Linked DNA regions of Homo sapiens: region 2 is linked to region 1. The links are chromatin loops, found by intact Hi-C in ENCODE. Cell type or tissue: heart left ventricle. All regions are shown on one strand. Links, peaks and the distances in the headings refer to the core of each region. The heading gives the core; the rest is flanking DNA. Region 1 has its middle 89 kb from the start of NHSL1. Region 2 overlaps ARFGEF3 (ARFGEF family member 3).

Region 1 (9,427 bases), core at 559-8,558:
CTGGACTGGGGCAAGGACAACGGGATTCTAGTCCTAGCAGTGCTCCTGACTGCCTCCGTGTCAGTGCTGGAATCACAGAACCCGTCTACCTCCTGTGATTAATAGGACATGTGAATTATTTGTCACTCGGATCCTTTACAGTTTCAGGATTCAATAAGTCTTTGAATTCTACTGATTCTCTGGTTTGTGTGGAAGTGGGTGTGTATGTTTTAATGGCTTTCAGATGGGATTCATCCAGGCTCCATTAAATCAACTTTATTTTTAATTTTGAAGTGAACTGCCATGACAGAGTTTGGCTAGGAAAGTCCATAACAGAAAATGAGGAAGCAAGTAAACTGATTTATAAGGCTGTGGGCAACTGACTTCCTGTGGCTGTGGCATTTGGTATATAGAATGATATATATGTGATGCTTTTGGAGAAAGGTTAATTATTGTCTACAGGCAAAATTTTTGCTCCATCACAATTGCTTTTAAAAAGCTGAAATAGCAGCTCCTAGCCACCCTGTTTCATATGTCTTACGATATTTAGAAAATATTTAGACCAGCCCACTAAAATATATCCACACACCTTTTTCCTTAAGGGCAATTACCTGCATACTTGTCAGTTTTCACTCTTTAGTTCTGGATATGTAGGGGTTTTTTTTGTTGTTGTTTTTTGTTTTTTGTTGTTTTTTGTTTTTTTGTGCGACAGTCTCGCTCTGTCGCCCAAGCTGGAGTGCAGTGGAGCAATCTTGGCTCACTGCAGCCTCCACCTCCTGGGTTCAAGTGATTCTCATGCCTCAGCCTGAGACTGTAGTAGCTGGGATTACGGGCGCCTGCCACCACCCCAGCCAATTTTTGTATTTTTAGTAGAGACGGGGTTTCCCCATGCTGGCCAGGCTGGTCTCAAACTCCTGGCCTCAAGTGATCCACCCGCCTCAGCCTCCCAAAGTGCTGGGATTATAGGTGTGAGCTACCGTGCCTGGCCTATATAGTTTTTACACAGTCATTTTTGCATATGAAGAATCTTGTGTTCTATTTTCATTCAGTTGTTTTCTTTCATGCAGGCTAAATTGACCTTGAGATGTGGGTGTGGGACCTATTAGAAATTACCTGTGCAATCTTGAAAAGTGATAATATGGGTATTTAATATTGTGTTTTGGGGAGCAGGAAACTGTAGTTTTCTTGAGGGTGATAATTAAATTCTCTTTAGTTTGATTATAGCTATGAGAATGCATTTATTGTCATGGAATAATTGAGCAAAAAACCCAAAAAACATTTTCAAATGGGAACTTTCAAAGTTACAGTCGTCTCCCTTTATCCATGAGGGATAGGTTCCAAAACCCTCGGTGGATGCCTGAAACCATGGATCCTATGGAACCCTAGATACATTATGTTTTTCCAATCTGATAACCGAGTAGTCTGTTCAGTAACTCAGGAGAGTGTGTGTCCACAGCATGGATCCGCTGCACAGAAGGATGATCCACGTGCACGTGCAGGGCTGGACAGAGCAGGACGGTGGGAGATTTCATCACGCGACTTAGAACCGCGCTCAATTGAAAACTTATGAATTAGCTGGGCAGGGTGGCTCACACCTGTAATCCCAGCATGTTGGGAGGCTGAGGCAGGCAGATCACTTGAGCCCAGGAGTTTAAGACCAGCCTGGGAAACACAGGGAGATAGCTCTACCAGAAAACAAACAAACAACAACAACAAAAAAATCAGCCAGGCATGGGGGCGTGTACTTGTGGTCTCAGCCACTCAAGAGGCTGAGGTGGGAGGATTGCTTGAGCTCTAGAGGTGGAGGCTGCAGTGAGCTGTGATCAACACACCACTGCACTCCAGCCTGGACAACATTGTGAGACTCCATCTCAAATAATAAAAGAAAAAAAGAGAAAACTTATGAATTGTTGATTTCTGGAATTTTTCATTTAATGTTTTAGACCACAGTTAACCTCAGGTACCTGAATTCAACTGCAGAAAGCAAAACTACAGATAAAGGGGAGGGACTACTTTAAATAATATTTGAAAACTTTCATAATTTTATCCCTTTTTTCTGCAACTTAAGCCACAGTGTAATATTTAGCACCAGTGTTTCCCCCCTTGATAACTGGTATCAATAGCCCCTTACCTATTCCTTTTGCTGATTATATCCTGCACATTCTCAAGTTCAAAAAGATAGGTCTGAGTGCCTCCTGAGTGCTCCATGCTTGCCCCATACAGTCACTAGGTGGCAGTATTGCTGTTCTTTTTCTTGAGAGGAGGCGATTCCCAGAGGATTGCCCGAGATCAATGGTCAATACACAGGCCTGCTGAAATCAGGATTAGAACCCAGCCCTGCCTGATTCAAATATTTGTGCTATTTGCCTCTCTCTGTGTTGTTCCAGCATATTTTTGAGAGGGGAAAGGAAAAGACTAAAGCTTTGCTTCTTACATTATCCAGTAAAATTTTATTGACCATCCACAAAGTTAAATTTTTTCTTAAGGAACTGATTATCACTGATGGACAGGTGAGGTGTCAGTGGTCTGACATCAGTAACCCACGGTGCAAAGGAGGGAAATCCCATATGACCAGGCTTCCTGGTACTATGCCGATTCTCCCAATGGAGAGGGTAAACAGCCGCTTCAAGGGTCAGGGATGATGCTGAAGAGTATGGAGAACTGGGGAGTCCATACAGACAGGTTGGACTCTGTTGTTGGGGATGAAATGGAAGGCAGAGGAGCTTGGGTTTCATGAGGCAGAGGCCCCGGGATAGCAGTTTGACAAGATCAGGGCTGGAGTTGGTGGTTGATTGGGCAGGATGTGTAGGCCAAAAGGAAGAACCAGAGGGAAGAGGGGCAGGGGCTTTCCTCAGGGAGTGAGGGGAAAGGGAGAAAGGAGGGGCTTGACTCTTTGTAGTTTTATGCAAAGGGAGGTTATCTTTGAGTTTGGGAGGGAAGGTGGAAGTAGGCTTCAGGGAAAACCTAAAGGTTTGGAATAACCAGAGCAACATGAAAGGTATGAGTAGGCCGGGCGCAGTGGCTTACGCCTGGAATCCCAGCACTTTTGGAGGCCAAGGCCAACGGATCACCTGAGGTCAGGAGTTTGAGACCAGCCTGGCCAACAAGGTGAAACCCTGTCTCTACTAAAAATACAAAAATTAGCCAGGCATGGTGATGGGCACCTGTAGTCACAGCTACTTGGGAGGCTGAGGCAGGAGAATCGCTTGAACCCAGGAGGCAGAGGTTGCAGTGAGCCGAGATCGCACTGCTGGACTTCAGACTGGGCAACAGAGTGAGACCCTGTCTCAAAGTAAAATAAAATAAAAGAGTAGAAATATTGTAGAAAAACACTAGAGGCTGGCAATCAGGCTCAGAGCCAGCCCGGTCAGCACATTCAGTGTCTTCATTTGTGAGGTGGCTGGGGACCCATGGAAGGATCAGTGTGGATGCCAAGGTGCAAGGGCCAAGGAAGAGGGAGTGCTGGGGATGCAGAGGCTGGGGCTGTGCCGACTCAGAGGAGCAGCCAGCTGAGGAGAGGCGATTTGCTGTCTGATGTAGAGGATCAGAGGTTGTCAGCAGAGGGAAAGGAGCGTATTATCTAGAAAAAGAGATTGAAGATGCAAAGGAGGAAACCAATTCATTCCTACTGTGAGAAGGAGGTGGAATGAACAGGACAGGGAAGGCATAGATGAGGGTTTAGGGTAAAAGGAGGCTGGGGAGGGTACAGGTAGAGAGACTGTCACAGGCGACCCTACTGAACCCTCTGTGTGCTGAGCAGCGAGGGGCAGGCGAGTCTCTGCCAAGCCTCTACATTGCTGCCTACCCTGAGCACATGGTGGAAGGTGACTCCTCACCTGTGGGCAGGTTATGGCAGTGCCGTAGTGCACAAGCCAGCCAGGCCCCCGCTTGGCTCGTGAGGCCCCCAGGTGATTCTCTGGTCCTCTCCTCACATGCTCTGGTTGTCTAGGGTGGGCCCCGGGTCTGTATTTTAATAAGCACCCCGCATCATTTAGGGATCAGGTCATTTGATATGGCCCCTGGGATGCTGGCACGCCCTCTGTGCTTTCTCCTTCACGCCTCACCCATACTGTCCCATGAACGCACAGGATACACTTCTGAGTGTTAATCTCCAGGTTGTTGAAGCTAATGGATACTTGATTGCTTTCATTTTATGAGCCACCCTCAGATGTTAGTTGGATGCAGGATCCTTTGCGGGTTCCTACTGCAATTTTGGCGGGTGTTAGGATACAAATACTCCCTCCCTGATGGTCCACCCACCAGTTCTCTTCCTCTGCCTGTTTTTCTTGAGAATGGGTTGTTCTGTTCTGCCACCTGCTGGTCAACTACAAGCACTGCATGTCGTGTTCTGAGGGTGGCTCCATATGGAAGGCGGGATTTCAAACATGATTTTCAGTGGGGTGTGTGGATGAGGTAAAAAGTCTTATTTCGAACAGGCAGGGATACTAACCATGATACTAACAAGAAGCCGTTAAAAGTCTTATTTCTAATAGAGCCATCTGCTCTAAGTCAAACCATTTACCCTTAATGTTGTAATATAAGAAAGTTAATTTCCTCTTCTCTAGAGCTTTCTTTTCACCCAAACTGTTAAAATTTAATAACAACAACACGTTTTAAGAGATCAGCTTGCTGTATTAATCTCAGAAGGAATGTTTTTTAATATGCCAAGTGTCTGTTCTACGGACAGATGATTCTGGTGATTCAAGTCAGTGGTGAAGACAGATAGGTTCAAGCTCCATGCTGTTGGAGGGGTATGACCTTGGAAAATGGCTTTACTTAGCCTCAGTTTGTTTTCAGTGTAGTTGCAGTGTCGTTATTTTATTTTTTATTTATTATTATTTTTGAGACGAAGTCTTGCTCTGTCACCCAGACTGGAGAGCAATAGCGTGATCTCGGCTCACTGCAACCTCTGCCTCCTGGGTTCAAGCGATTCTCTTGCCTCAACCTCCCCAGTTGCTGGATTACAGGCACACACCACCACACCCAGCCAATTTTTGTATTTTTAGTAGAGGCGGGGTTTCACCATGTTGCCCAGGCTGGTCTTGAACTCTTGACCTCAAGTGATCTGCCCGCCTGGGCTTCCCAAAGTGCTGAGATTACAGGCGCAAGCCACCAGGCCCAGCCAGTTATTATTGTTATTATTTTAAACTGTGTCTGTTTCTGGGTCCCAACTTTGCTGATGACCAAGCCCTGAGAATTAATTTCTAAGGGTTTTATGGAGTACCTGCTAGGTGCTGGGCCGCACAGCAGTAGACTGCTGAGATGTGATTCCTGCCGCCAAGGGGCGAGCATCACCACTAGCACATGACCTTTCTGGTTCTGTTTCCTCATCTGTACCATGAAGGTGTATGATGGGATTATCTCTAAGCCCTTCTTGGGCCCCAAGGTTCTGTAACTTAAACAAACAAACAGTATAAAGTGTTTGGCTTAACTTTCCTGGTGACCGTGGGAGGCAGTGTCTGTTGTTGTGTCCTTCCTGATGGAGCCAGGTTGTGTCTTTTTAGACTCAGAGACCCACTGACCTTGGCATGTTCCATGGGAAGCTTCCAAGGCAGTGAATTTCAGGCTTTGCATCTGATGTGCATTTAAACATTTTAAAATATTAGAATCGAAAAAATGTCAGGCTTCTTCATTTTCTTTGTCTTTTAAATATTATTCTTTGAAACACAGAATCAGCTTTTAACTTGGCAGCTCTATCTATAAACAGAATGTAAACTTTCTTAAAGATCAGTAGTTCTTAAAGGTAGGGTAGGAGGCTTACTTTACACAGAGCATGAAGGCTTTTTTTTTTTTTTTTTTTTGACAGAGTTTTGCTCTTGATGCCCTCCCGAGTAGCTGGGATTGCAGGCGCCCACCATCATACCTGGCTAATTTTTTGTATTTTTAGTAGAGATGGGGTTTCACCATGTTGGCCAGGCTGGTCTCGAACTCCTGACCTCAGGTGATCCACCCACTTCAGCTTCCCAAAGTGCTGAGATTACAGGTGTGAGCCACTGCTCCAGGCGCATGAAGCTGTTTAAAAACACAAGTGCCTCCAGGTGTGGTGGCTCACGCCTGTAATCCCAACACTTTGGGAGGCTGAGGTGGGCGGATCGCCTGAGATCAGGAGTTTGAGACCAGCCTGGCCAACATGGCAAAAACCCACCTCTACTAAAAATACAAAAATTAGCCGGGCATGGTGGCATGCGCCTGTAATCCCAGTTACTCGAGAGGTTGAGACAGGAGAATCGCTTGAACCTAGGGGGCGGAGGTTGCAGTGAGCGGAGATTGTACCGCTGCACTCCAACATGGATGACAGAGCGAGACTCCATCCCCACCCAAAAAAAACACACGCGCCCAACGAGAAAACTCAAACCCACTCTACCCATAACCTATTGAATAAGAACCTTTATGAAAGATGGCTCTGATGTTCAGCCATGGGTGAGAATGAAAGCACTGATGCAGTTTCAGTTGGGCCTGGCCCATCCTGTGTGGTTTGTTTTTGAGCAGCACCAGGCTGTCAAACACAGGGTACTCACAGTGTCCCAAGCCCTGTGCTTGGCTCTGGATCCTAAACCTGCACATGCTTACTGATCATCCCCTCTTTCACACTCTCCCCACTACCTTTATTAGGCTGGTGGCAGAACATTTGATGAGACTATTGATTTCTCTAGGTAGACTTTATTATGAAGCTTACCCTAGTTAAGTAAATTAGATTTTAATCTTTCCTCAGACCTCATTGTAATCTTATTTTGTAAAGGGTGTGTCTTCTGGAAGTGGCTGAGCATATATTGACATATTAATTCTTAAGTGGCTTTGTTACTTCTTAAGTGATGTTACTTACTGTACCTCAAGTGTAGGCTATACCCTGCTATAATTCCCTATGTGCTGAATAACTGATGTTGGACTATGTTATAAATTAAAGATTTTGGGCTGGGCACAATGGCTTATGCCTGTAATCCCAGCTCTTTGGGAGGCCAAGGTGGGCAGATCACTTGAGATCAGGAGTTCGAGACCAGACTGGTCAACATGGTGAAACCCTGTCATTACTAAAAATACAAAAATTAGCTGGATGTTGTGGTAGGTGCCTGTAATTCCAGCTATTTGGGAGGATGAGGCAGGAGAATCTCTTGAACCTGGATAGTGGAGGTTGCAGTGAGCCAAGATTGCACCACTGCACTCCAGCCTGGGCAAGAGCAAGACTCCATCTAAAAAAAAAAAAAAGGTTTTGACACTATTAACTTTTTCTTCTTATTTATTTGTTTTTGTTTTTAGAGTTGGGGTCTTGCTCTGTTGCCCAGGCTAGAGTGCAGTGGCACAATCACAGCTCCACTGCAACCTTGAACTCCTGGGCTCAAGTGATCCTCCTGTCTCTGGCTCCCTTGTAGCTGGAACTATAGGCATTCACCACCACACCCAGCTAATTTTTAAGTTTTTTTTTTTTTTGTAGAGACTGGGACTTGCCGTGTTTCCCTGGTCTTGAGCTTCTGGCCTCAAGCAGTCCTCCCACCTCAGCCTCCCAAAGCGCTGGGATTATAGGTGTGAGCTAACATTCCTTGCCTTTTCCCCCTATTTTGAAATGTAACTCACTTTTAACTAAGCATTTTCTTATCAACTGTAACCAGTGGTGTGTATTTTATGGAGCGATTCAGTGCCTGGTATTTTTCTTCTGTGTTCACTTTTTTTTTTCCTTAGAAAAATTACCAGTGAAACAAACTTTAGGATGGAACATAAGAGAGAGAGAAGTTTGACCAAATTTGGAGTTTTCAATTTTTTAAAATTTTTCAGTCGTTTAAAATAACTGACATTCCTTATGAGGTAAGGTAGCTATATTTGTGCTATTTTTGTAGTAATTTCCTTTAACTTGTCGGAATTTCACACTCTTCTTTGAACCATTCCTTGCCTCACATCCTTTAGTGAAGAAAAATATGCCTCACAAGTAGGTGAAATGACACAAGTTGGTCACTTTTAGAATCGTATTATTACAGGTGAGACTTGGGTGCTCACTTCTTTTCCTCATAATTCTGGCATGAGTGAAATATCTCCCTGATGGGAAATATTTTCCTGATGGGAATCTGACTCTCAATCCCAGCTCACCTCTCGCTCCCTGTACACACCAGGTGTAACTAATCATCTGCTTCCAGCCTAGCCAATCATCTGTGCTGGTCCACCAGCCACATCTATTTCAAGGACTGCTCCTGCTGTTGCTGAAAATAACCTATCAGTTACTGAGTGCTAATAATGTGCGTTTCTCACTTAGTTTTCATAACAACTCTAAGAAATAAAGGCCCGGGTGTCTGTAGCATGCCGGGGTTCAAGGAGAGAAATGAGAGCCAAGGGTGAGTACAGCTGTTAAGGCCCTGTGGTCCTTACCCACACAGGTGCATTTTGCGGCAGCTCTGTTGTAGTTCTTCCTGTGTTTCAGGGAAATGCCTGCGTGGCTGGGCTGGGAGGAGGACGATTAGGAAGGAGAATCTCTGGAACAAATGTCTCCGTCTGTGCTCGCCAGTCTCCATCAGTCCACTTCAGTCTGCCATCAGTGGAAAGGGCGTGGTGTTTACTTTGTAGAGGTACTTCGTCCTTCTTTGAAGTTCTTCGTGGTGGCATATCTTCATGGTAATAGAAGTTGTCTTGATTTAACACACCCAGTTTTGGTCCTGGGGAACAAGTGTTTCAACCTCAAATTTCCGAGTGTCTGAGTGTCTTAAGTGTTCTTTAGGCCTTTTGTTCTCTACATTTCTCCTTATTGAATAAGTTCATTACTTTAAGACTGTAACAAAAGTAATTGCACAGGGACCACTGAAGTAGTCATTATGAAATTGGATTCCCCTTCACTAAATAGCCCTTCTACTTATGGATTTTGATGACTGTCGGGAGAGTTGGCCGTGCACATGGCTGTAAAAAAGTGTAGAGCTGAAGAGAAAAACATACAAAGATAAAGTCATCTTAAATTTTTTAAGTTTTAAAAGAGTGAAATTTTAATACACAGTATGTGAGAGAAACACAAACAGCTATGCCCTTAATCAAATTTGCAATAGAGATCAATTTTTAGATATATCCAGCTGTGAAGTGTTCATTTAATTACACAAACAAGGTTGTAGGAAAAGGATCAGGTGAATTAGTTTATAAGAGATACCAAGTCTATGGTTCCTTTAGTTGCAGAGTCAGTGGAAGGTTTTTAATATTATTTTATTTATTTATTTACTTGAGATAAAATCTTGCTCTGTTGCCCAGGCTGGAGTGCAGTGGTGCATTCATAACTCACTGCAGCCTCAAACTCCTAGGCTCACATGATCTTCCTGCCTCAGCTTCCTGAGTAGCTGGGACTATAGGCGAGCACCACCGCATCCAGCTCATTTTATTTTTTGTAGAGACGAGGTGGGAGGTGGGGTGTGGGGAGTGTCTTACTTTGTTGTCCAGGCTGCTCTCCTACTCCTGGCCTCAAGTGATCCTCCCACCTTGGCCTCCC
Region 2 (9,427 bases), core at 951-8,950, 300 kb after region 1:
CAGGCAGGGCCCAGGGAGGTGAGGTTGCCTGAGATCCCAGAGTAAGCGCAGCGCTTTGACCCCAGGTGGCCTACCTCAGACCCTCCAGTGTTAGTAGAAAACGTTTCATTCCAAGTATGGATGTAATGGTAGAGAGAACTAAGCTTGAAAAAGATGGAAGAGATTTAAGTGATTGGCTAACAAATGGGTCGTCCCTGGCATGACTGAAACCAGATGGATGTGGGTGTCGCCTGGTAAGCAGGCTCCCGGGGCGTGGGAGGCCGGCGCCGCGCACCTGTCGGCTTGCGTGGAGAGGGTGAGCACCACCTTGGCCGCGCTGCTCCCGCTCATGAGGCTCCCGCCGCGGAAGTCGGAGGCCCGACCCCGGCTGCCTTCCCGGACGAGGTCCTGGATGGACAGGGGCTGGACGACAGGGGCCGTGCTCAGGGAGCGCCCCTGCTCCGGGCTGTGCTCGGGGGGCGAGCCCTCACACTCGGGGTCCCCAAGGAGGCCAGCGCTTCCAGTGGCCTTCTGGGGCTGGCTGATGGTCAGAGGGGGCTGCGAGGCACCATCGCTGAAGTGGTTGTGCTCCAGGGTGCCCACGTATTCACACACCCTAGAAAGAGCACAGACAAGCAGCTGTTAGGCGCTGCAGCTCACCCCGGCAGCTCCATAAACCCCACAGTGCCAGACAAAGGAAATGCAGCCAGCTCTGCAAGCTCCCCAGCTTTCCTCTTTCCTGTGATGACAGTCAGTCCTTCCCTCCTGTGTTCTCATGTCACACAGCATTATTATTAGTAGTATTTGAGTTGGACCAGACAGCCTTGAAATGGGTAAAGGATTATTTGGGTTCTCCCACCCCAGGCTGGGAGAAAGACGGGCAATGAAGCCCAGTTCATCCAGTCCCCCTGCCTCATCCGGCTTACTGGCTTATCTGCCCTCCTGCTGTTTGAGCCATTTTTCCCCAGGCACCCTCTTTCCCTCCATATAGTGCTCTGATTAGGAGTTGGGAAGCGTTTCCCTACGATGGGATCCCAGAATGGCTATACCTATGACGGAGAGGCCAACTAGCCACAGTGGGTTCTGCCCAGCCACGTCCTGCCTGGTCCCGACGGCGCCACATAACTCAAGTCTGGGTGGGGTGGGTGGCGGCCGGGTGGGAGGGCAGTCACCGAATTATGGCAGACACAGAGAAGGGTCACCACATGTGCTACAACTGCCAACTCCTAAATGGTTTGTTCCCAACAGAACCTGGGACGAAGATGGTTCGCAAGGTCCCTCATCTCGGAGTAAGTCTGTTTACTGGTAAAGAGCATCATGGATAATCCACTCTGATGTTCTAGAATCAAGGAATTTTTCAATCCCTTACCCGCTGCTTGTGTACCAGGAGAGCCTTTTTATTTTCTTTTTTCTTTTCTTTTCTTGTTAGAGCAATAAAGAGCAGCAGGTCAGCAGCCTTCATAATAGAACCATTTTGCTCAACAAACACTCATGGCTATATTTGCTTTGAAGACGTGAAACTGAACCCAGCTCTGGCTGGTGCCCTGGGCCATTGGCCATTGCCCTGGCCACTCTTGCCCCATGCCTGCTCTGCCTAGACCTGGGTTTGGAGTGAGTGTGAGGCATGTGCTGCAGAGAAGGAGAAGGAACAGTGTGGCCAGCCCCCGCCCTGTTCCATGGGCAGTGCTCCTTCCACGGTACTGGGTCTGTCCTGATGCAATGCTTGGGGAGACGTGCTTTCAGTCTTAGTTGTAAGAGGACTTGGACTCTGGAGCTATTGCTGGTTTTCATCTTACAGGCACTGTGCACTATATAACTCACTGGGAGTTTCTTTTCACTTTGATGCTACAATGCTTAGAGCTAAATTTTTGGCCTGTCTTTGGCAGAGGTGTACGATTTTTTGTTTTGTTTTGTTTTGTTTCAGTCTAGCTAAATTAAAAGTAGGTATCTTGTATTTTATGTATGCAAATAAGCTATCTGAAATCCTTCTTTAAGTAAAGAGGACATTGATAAACATATAGCAATGTAATATTGAGGAGACATGACCAGTTTTAGATTTGCACAGTATTCACTTAGTCATCTCAATCAATTATTTAATTGGTTTTTCTTCCTTCCTTCTCTCATAAAAATGTCAATAGAAAAGTCACAATTCCTCAGACCCAGTTCTGTCCCCTGTTCTTCAAAACATACATTCAGTTGGGCCCTTATTCCCTCTTCTCTTTTCACGTCTCATTTGAAGTTTAATCAAACTCTGTGAATTGTTATAATTGATTTACATGCTGGCAGGCTCTTAAGGCCACCCCTCTCCACCTGCCACAGCCCACTCCAGGTTTCCCAAGGCAGGGTTAGTGCCATCTGGGGGTGGGAGCCCGTCATGCACCTGAACACGTGTGGCCAGCAGTCCGGGTTGTGGCTTCCCATCTCCAGGCCTACGCTGAGGATGGCCTCCATGCACAAGACGTGGGCAGTGTGCAGCCACACCCCCTGCACCTTCCCAATCTGCTCCAGTTTCTGCTCCACTTTTAGTTTCACTGTGCCAGAAAGACATTTATTAAAATAACAGGTTGAGTAAGGGAGACAGAAAGAATGAAAATGAAAGAATGTGTGTCATGCAAGGGCAAAAGGGAAAGGACAGACTTCAGTGGCAGCAAGCACCTCCACAGTAGGTCCTTGCGGACCATCATGCAAACCACCCAGCCAGCAGGTCCCACGTGCTGGTGGCCCCAGCTCTCCAGCTCCAGAAGTGGGATGGATCCTGAGCTGGCAGGTGCCATTCCTTCCAGGCCCTTTCATGGGCTCTGGGTCAGGCACAGCAGTGTGGATGGGTTTCATGAGCCAATTCCAGCTAAAACCATCTGGGCCCAGACCTTTCACCCTTCCCAAAAATTGGTCAAATGGAAGAATTCCTGGCTTTCTGCAAGTTTTCTCTGAGATTATTGTAATGTTAGGCTCTCATTATGATCATCATCTCTAAAACAACTTATTTACGTATATTTTGAGCACCAGAATGACTGCTCTATCACTGAAAATGACCAATTTCATTTCATCCCTTGAGTTTGTATTTGTGAGCTCCAAATAATACTTTAAAAAATTGTAGCCTGGGTGTGGTGGCTCACATCTGTAATCCCAGCACATTGGGAGGCCAAGGCAGGTGGATCACCAGAGGTTGGGAGTTCGAGACCAGCCTGAACAACATGGAGAAACTCTGTCTCTACTGAAAATACAAAATTAGCCGGGCATGGTGGCACATGCCTGTAATCCCAGCTACTCAGGAGGCTGGGGCAGGAGAATAGCTTGAACCTGGGAGGCGGAGATTGCAGTAAGCCGAGATGGTGCCATTGCTCTCCAGCCTGGGCAACAAGAGTGAAACTCGGTCTCAAAAGAAAAAAAAAATTGTAGATGACTAATGAGAAAGAATGCAGAAGGTGACTTCAGATGTCAGTAATGCAAAATGCTAAGGCAAGGCCAAACCACAGTGTCCTCCTTGAACAAAGGTTTCAAGTCATTGCATGTGGTAGGATAACTAAGTGATGGTCCAGAACCCAGAAATATAGCAAGCCAACCTCAAAGGAATCCAAACCATCTCCTAATGTAAGGAGCAAAGTGATTTTTAGCAAAACATCATTTGTCTCATAAATGTGATACTAATTTTATTTATTTATTTGAGATGGTGTCTCACTCTGTTACCCAGGCTGGAGTGCAGTGGCTTCATCTTGGTTCACTGCAACCTCTCCCAGGTTCAAGCAATTGTCCTGCCTCAGCCTCTGAAGTAGCTGGGATTACAGGCACCCACCACCACGCCCAGCTAATTTTTGTATTTTTTAGTAGAGACGGGGTTTCTTTCACCATGTTGGCCAGGCTGGTCTCAAACTCCTGACCTCAAATGATCCGCCCACCTTAGCCTCCCAAAGTGCTGGGATTACAAGTGTAAGCCACTGCGCCTGGCTGTTTTATCTATTTTTTTGAGATAGGGTCTCACTCTGTCACCCAGGCTAGAGTGCAATGGAATGATTATTGCTCACTGCAGCCTGAACCTCCCCAGGCTCAGGTGATCCTCCCACCTCAGCCTCCCGAGTAGCTGGGACTACAGGCACATGCCACCATGCCTGGCTAATTTCTGTATTTTTAGTAGAGACAGGGTTTTGCTATGTTGCCCAGGCTGGTCTTGAACTCCTGGGCTCAAGTGATCCGCTTTCCTCGACCTCTCAAAGTACTGGGATTACAGGCGTAAGCCACTGTGCCCGGCCTTAATCTTATTTTTTATTTGTTTTTAATCTGAATATCGTGGTCTTGGTTTTGTGGTTTTTTTTTTAAAGAACTGTGAATGTAAGGATTTTTATGTAGTTCATGGTTGTAAAATACTTAAGTAAAATTGTGAGACTCCTTTTTCAGTTAACGCTGGGGATCTGTGAGAGCGATTTTGTTTTCAAATGGGTCTCTAAATTTTATTCAAGTCTGAGAAACACGGACCTAAATTGTGTTTCTCAGCTAAAAATGTACAGCTGACTCAGTGACTTGTTACTGTACATATCTGATAGTAGTTACACAATTTGGACCAAGCTGGCATTTTTCCTTTTGTTTGCTGCCTGCCTTGTATCTTCTGTTGCTACCAGGATGGTCATTCTTTTCCCTTAGATCCAGATAATCATCAGCTTCACCGACTCACTGATTTCATCAAGTTAAAAATCAGCCATTTCTCGAGTTCACAAAGCTCAGATTTTTCTCTGATAAGAGCCTCTTCTTCCTGAGCCTCCCCTCATGAATTTTCTTCGTCTGCTTAATTTCCCCTTTAGAAAACTGGCCAATCTGCCTTCCCCACTATAACCCGAAGGGTCTTCAAGTGTGCACTTGTGTGAAGTGCCAAAGCCAGTGACTAGATGACAGGTGTGAACAGTTCAGCCAGGTGGGTCCCCCTGGGCCTGCTGCACTTTCCTTGCCACCAGGGGTCAGTATGTCTCTCATTCTCCAGAGAGATCTTCTGTAGGTCACCTACATGGAAGAGACCCAAGCCTGTGGCTCAATGGGATCTCGTGATCAGTGGTGTATACATACCGGGCATCACACACAGAACAGGCACGAGTGTTGGCTGGCGTGTGTAGGCCTGTGCAGGTGTGTGCATACTGCACCCAAGGCACCAGGTGGGTTCTGGCCCTCCAGTTGTTACCTTGTGTGATGGCATCACTGGGTTCTTGGGCCTCCCTCTCTTCTTTTTCTTCTTGGACACAGGAGGCAGCTGCCATCTGGGCAAGGGCTGAGGCGCAGTTAGCAGCAACGCCTTCAGAGGAGACACACAATGACTTCTTGACTGAGTATATCCTCTAACCATTCACCTAGCAGAACCCCTTCTAAAGGGTCCCCCTGCCCCACCCTGCTGGGTCATTCCCAGTGAGTTCTGCAGGACCACGGCCAGGGAACACTACTCCCGCTGGTACCTAGAGCGCAGCTCAGCCGTGCGGCTTTCCGCAGCCCGTCGAGGCTCATGCAGATGGCGTCCCGCTCCTTCTGGTTCTGCTCTTTGATGCCTTCAGCTCCCAGAATGAAGGCCAGCCCTTTGGAGCTCCCCGCCATTCGACCAGTCAGTGGGGTTGATAAAGTATCGATCAAGTTCTTCCAGCAGCCCACCAGAATATAGCGAGCAAATGCCACGCCTGGAACATGGAGGGGTGTGTGTCATTTTCTAGAGACAAAAACAACCTGGCAATGAATGACATCACATTCTCTTGCTATCAAATGAGCAGTACTCAGTTGCATGCAATTCTACAACAGGAAATATAACAATGGATTATATGGGATTATGTTTCACTTTGTTCTTATAAATAATAAATGTTGCATTATCAGCTGAATGATGCTAAGTAACTTCCATCAATTACTTTTTCTTTTTCTTTTTTTTTTTTTTTTTGAGACGGAGTCTCGTTCTGTCACCCAGGCTGGAGTGCAGTGGCACAATCTCGGCTCACTGAAAGCTCCGCCTCCCGGGTTCATGCCATTCTCTTGCCTCAGCCTCCTGAGTAGCTGGGACTACAGGTGCCCACCACCACACCCGGCTAATTTTTTGTATTTTTAGTAGAGACGTGGTTTCACCGTGTTAGCCAGGATGGTCTGGATCTCCTGACCTCGTGATCTGCCCGCCTCGGCCTCCCAAAGTGCTGGGATTACAGGCGTGAGCCACCGGGCCCGGCCCAATTACTTTTTCTAACCAAGACAAAATCCTGATTCAAGTCACCACATAACAATGTAATTGCTGGTAACACATGCAGTGTATGGATGTTCATAAACTCAAGACCCAAGTCATTACCTGCCACTGTGGAGTCATCAATTCTCCTGCTCTGGGCGAAAGGAGACTCTGTAGCAGCCGAGGCCATCAGCTGGCCACCAATGGCACTGCTCTCTAAGCCGTCAATATCTGTCAAGGAAAAAGAAAGAAGTTTTCCCTAAATAAAACACTCCAGTCAAAAACAAGCAAATGGCCACCACAATATTCATTTTTAACAAATATCCCTTGTATCTTTTATGTTTCAAGCATGTAGCAACCTTTAATGAGACTATCATAAATTTTACTTTATTCCCTCAGTCTAGTTTTATTTCACTTTGGAGTATTTATTCTTCTGTTACATTGTTGCCTATCTTTATTTAAAAATAGATGTACATTATAAATTATTATTTCTCTGTTAGAAAATCTATTGATTTAGAATATTTTGATCTTAAATACTCTTTTTATTCAGAACCATGGATTATTCCCAAATTTTATATGTACAGGTTACCCAGATGTGAACTTTAGTTTCAGAGCTTCCTTACATGAATTAAGAGGAGAATAAGCCTCTTTGGTCAGATCATCACATAGTCAGATTGCAAAGTGCAATAAATAATACCTTATAATTTTTTTTTTTTTTTTTTGAGACGGGAGTCTCACTCTGTCGCCCAGGCTGGAGTGCAGTGGCGTGATCTCGGCTCACTGCTGCAAGTTCCGCCTCCTGGGTTCACGCCATTCTCCTGCCTCAGCCTCCCGAGTAGCTGGGACTACAGGTGCCCACCACCATGCCCGGCTAATTTTTTGTACAGGGGTTTCACCGTGTTAGCCAGGATGGTCTCGATCTCCTGACCTTGTGATCTGCCTGCCTCGGCCTCCCAAAGTGCTGGGATTACAGGCGTGAGCCACCGTGCCCTGCCAATAATACCTTATAATTTTCAAAGTGTTTTCACAAAACATTTTTTCACTTGATCATCGAAACAGCTAAAATTAGGTAAGTAGGTCAGTATTATTTTTATTTCACAGAGGAAGAGACAGAGTCCTGCACCACAAAATGATGTTTTGGTCAACCATGAACTGCATATAAGACATTGGTCCCATAAGATTATAATAGCATACTTTTATTGCACCTTTTCTATGTTTAGATACACAAATACTACTCTGTTATGACAGCTGCTTACAGTATTCAATACACACGGTGCAGGTATGTAGCCTTGGAGCAATAGGCTATACCATCTAGCCTAGGTGTGTAAGTACACTCTATGATGGTCACATAATGACAAAATTGCCTAACAATGCATTTCTCAGAACATGTTCCTGTCCTTGCTAAAGGATGCATGACCATGTTTAAAGTAGGTAAATGGTTCAAGGCCATGAGGCTGATGACAGAAATAATTAGTATTCATATCTTCTGACTCCCATCCAGGCCTCTCTATACCATTCCAGCTCTATACTGGATCCTCAGTTATCCTGTTTAAGTTTTTGTTGAAACAAATTCTTTTCTACAGAATTAGCTCAACAAACCACTCTTTAACGTTATGGCGAGGAAAGGACTGGAGTTGGGTTGAGAAGGCTAAGCTTTAGTCTTGGCTCTGAATTAAGCAGCCTTGTAGCCCTGAGTCAGGCTCGCCAAGGCCCCAAGTTCCTCAGTATAAAGGAAGTAATCACTGGAAAAGTGACTATGGAGTTGAAATATACATACTTGGATGCAACTAACATAGCTGAATGCAACACAGGGAGGGGATGAGAAAGGAGGGTAGTTGTGGGTTTTTTGTTTGTTTTTGTTTGTTTGTTTTTGAGACGGGGTCTCACTCTGTCACCCAGGCTGGGGTACAGTGGCACAATCTCAGCTCACTGCAACTTCCACCTCCCAGGTTCAAGCGATTCTCATACCTCAGCCTCCTGGATAGCTGGGATTACAGGTATGTGCCACCACACCTAGCTAATTTTTGTATTTTTAATAGAGACGGGGTTTCACCACGAAGGCCAAGCTGGCCTCTAACTCCTGACCTTAAGTGATCCTCCCGCCTCTGCCTTCCAAAGTGCTGGGGTTACAGGTGTGAGCCACTGCCTGTAATTATTAGTATTAATTCCGAGTTTAGGACTTCACCCTCACCCCAAGAGGATGAGACTTATTTGCATGGTGTTCCACTGTATCTTTGATTCTTACAGAAATTACAAAAAGCCTGGAGACTCCTCAGCAACTATCAGAACCAAAACAGGGACGAAATCTATATGGCTGCTAAGGTGGAAACAGACTGGTTTCTCTGAAATTAATTTGACGTCTGGTCAAATGGCCTAATGATATTTGCCAGAAATTTTCATTTATCAAAGTATAATGAATGTTTTCTATGTGCTAGGTAAAGGTCTGATGAATTCAAGTAATGCAAAGCTTATTTCTGTGCTAAAATTCCACAGTTCTATACAATACTCTGACATGACATCAGGAATGGCCACAGTTAGTACAGCGCTGATCATCAGATTGCTGGCACTGCTTCTCCTCATACATAATGAAAAGATCAAATAGAAGTCTCCAAACTCTAGGTTAACTGCTGCTCTGATTCACTTGTCACTTCATACCTGGAATTTAGAATCACAAAGAATCATAGATCCTTATTTTGTTGAATTCTTATGAAAAGCCCTTTTCTATCATTAAAGTTAAATAACTTTCCTATGGACATAGCAATTGAGCTTACTGTTCCATTAATAACAGCGATGGCTAATTAACAGTGATGACTGATGAATATGGGAACTGCGAATAGTCTGTTACTTATTCATTTTACATGTACTGAATGACTCCTTTTATTAAGGTCCGGGCAAGAGAGTCACAGAGATTACTTTTGGCAGAAACTATGGTCTTCTCAAATGAAAGCTGGAATGTTTAGGGTCCTCAACCAAATTCTCAGACTTATAAGCTCTGGGCAGTACCTGCCATCCCTACTGAAAGGAGTTTGTGAAAACAAACGGAAATCAAGCATTGCTTTAGGTAAACTAAATAAATGGCTCTCATACATTTGAATGATTACTTTTCTTTTCTTTTTTTTTTTTAAAAAGACAGAGTCTCGCTCTGTTGCTCAGGCTGAAGTGCAGTGACGCGATCTCAGCTCACTGCAACCTCTGTCTCCCAGGTTCAAGGGGTTCTTCCACCTTAGCCTCCCAAGTAGCTGGGACTACAAGTGCTGGTCAACATGCTCAGCTAAT

What was found. Hi-C counts contacts between places; a loop is a spot of excess contacts. Peaks named below come from ENCODE experiments on the same cell type or tissue, not always from the same donor. Only the 100,000 strongest peaks of a DNase experiment are listed, where the experiment ranks them.
Region 2: a loop joins it to region 1, with 6 times the contacts of the local background. A loop is called at or near these places in 10 of 110 quality-filtered maps.

The regions. Positions count from the first base shown.
Region 1 is chr6:138,583,857-138,593,283 of GRCh38, reverse strand. It overlaps a transcript of NHSL1 not described here. Among named protein-coding and RNA genes, the nearest start is that of NHSL1, 89 kb to the right of the region's middle. RefSeq lists enhancers at 1-72, 1,058-1,558, 1,559-2,059. In heart left ventricle, for the core only: CTCF peaks have their summits at 2,202 (motif pointing right), 4,092 and 4,293 (motif pointing left); a DNase peak (open chromatin) is centred at 3,886.
Region 2 is chr6:138,282,901-138,292,327 of GRCh38, reverse strand. It overlaps ARFGEF3 (ARFGEF family member 3), which reads right to left. Exons shown (of 34, transcript NM_020340.5): 15 at 6,275-6,382; 16 at 5,412-5,627; 17 at 5,144-5,254; 18 at 2,360-2,510; 19 at 275-595. Among named protein-coding and RNA genes, the nearest start is that of PBOV1, 69 kb to the right of the region's middle. RefSeq lists an enhancer at 4,881-5,380. In heart left ventricle, for the core only: CTCF peaks have their summits at 2,321 (motif pointing left), 4,891 (motif pointing right) and 6,370; a DNase peak (open chromatin) is centred at 2,367.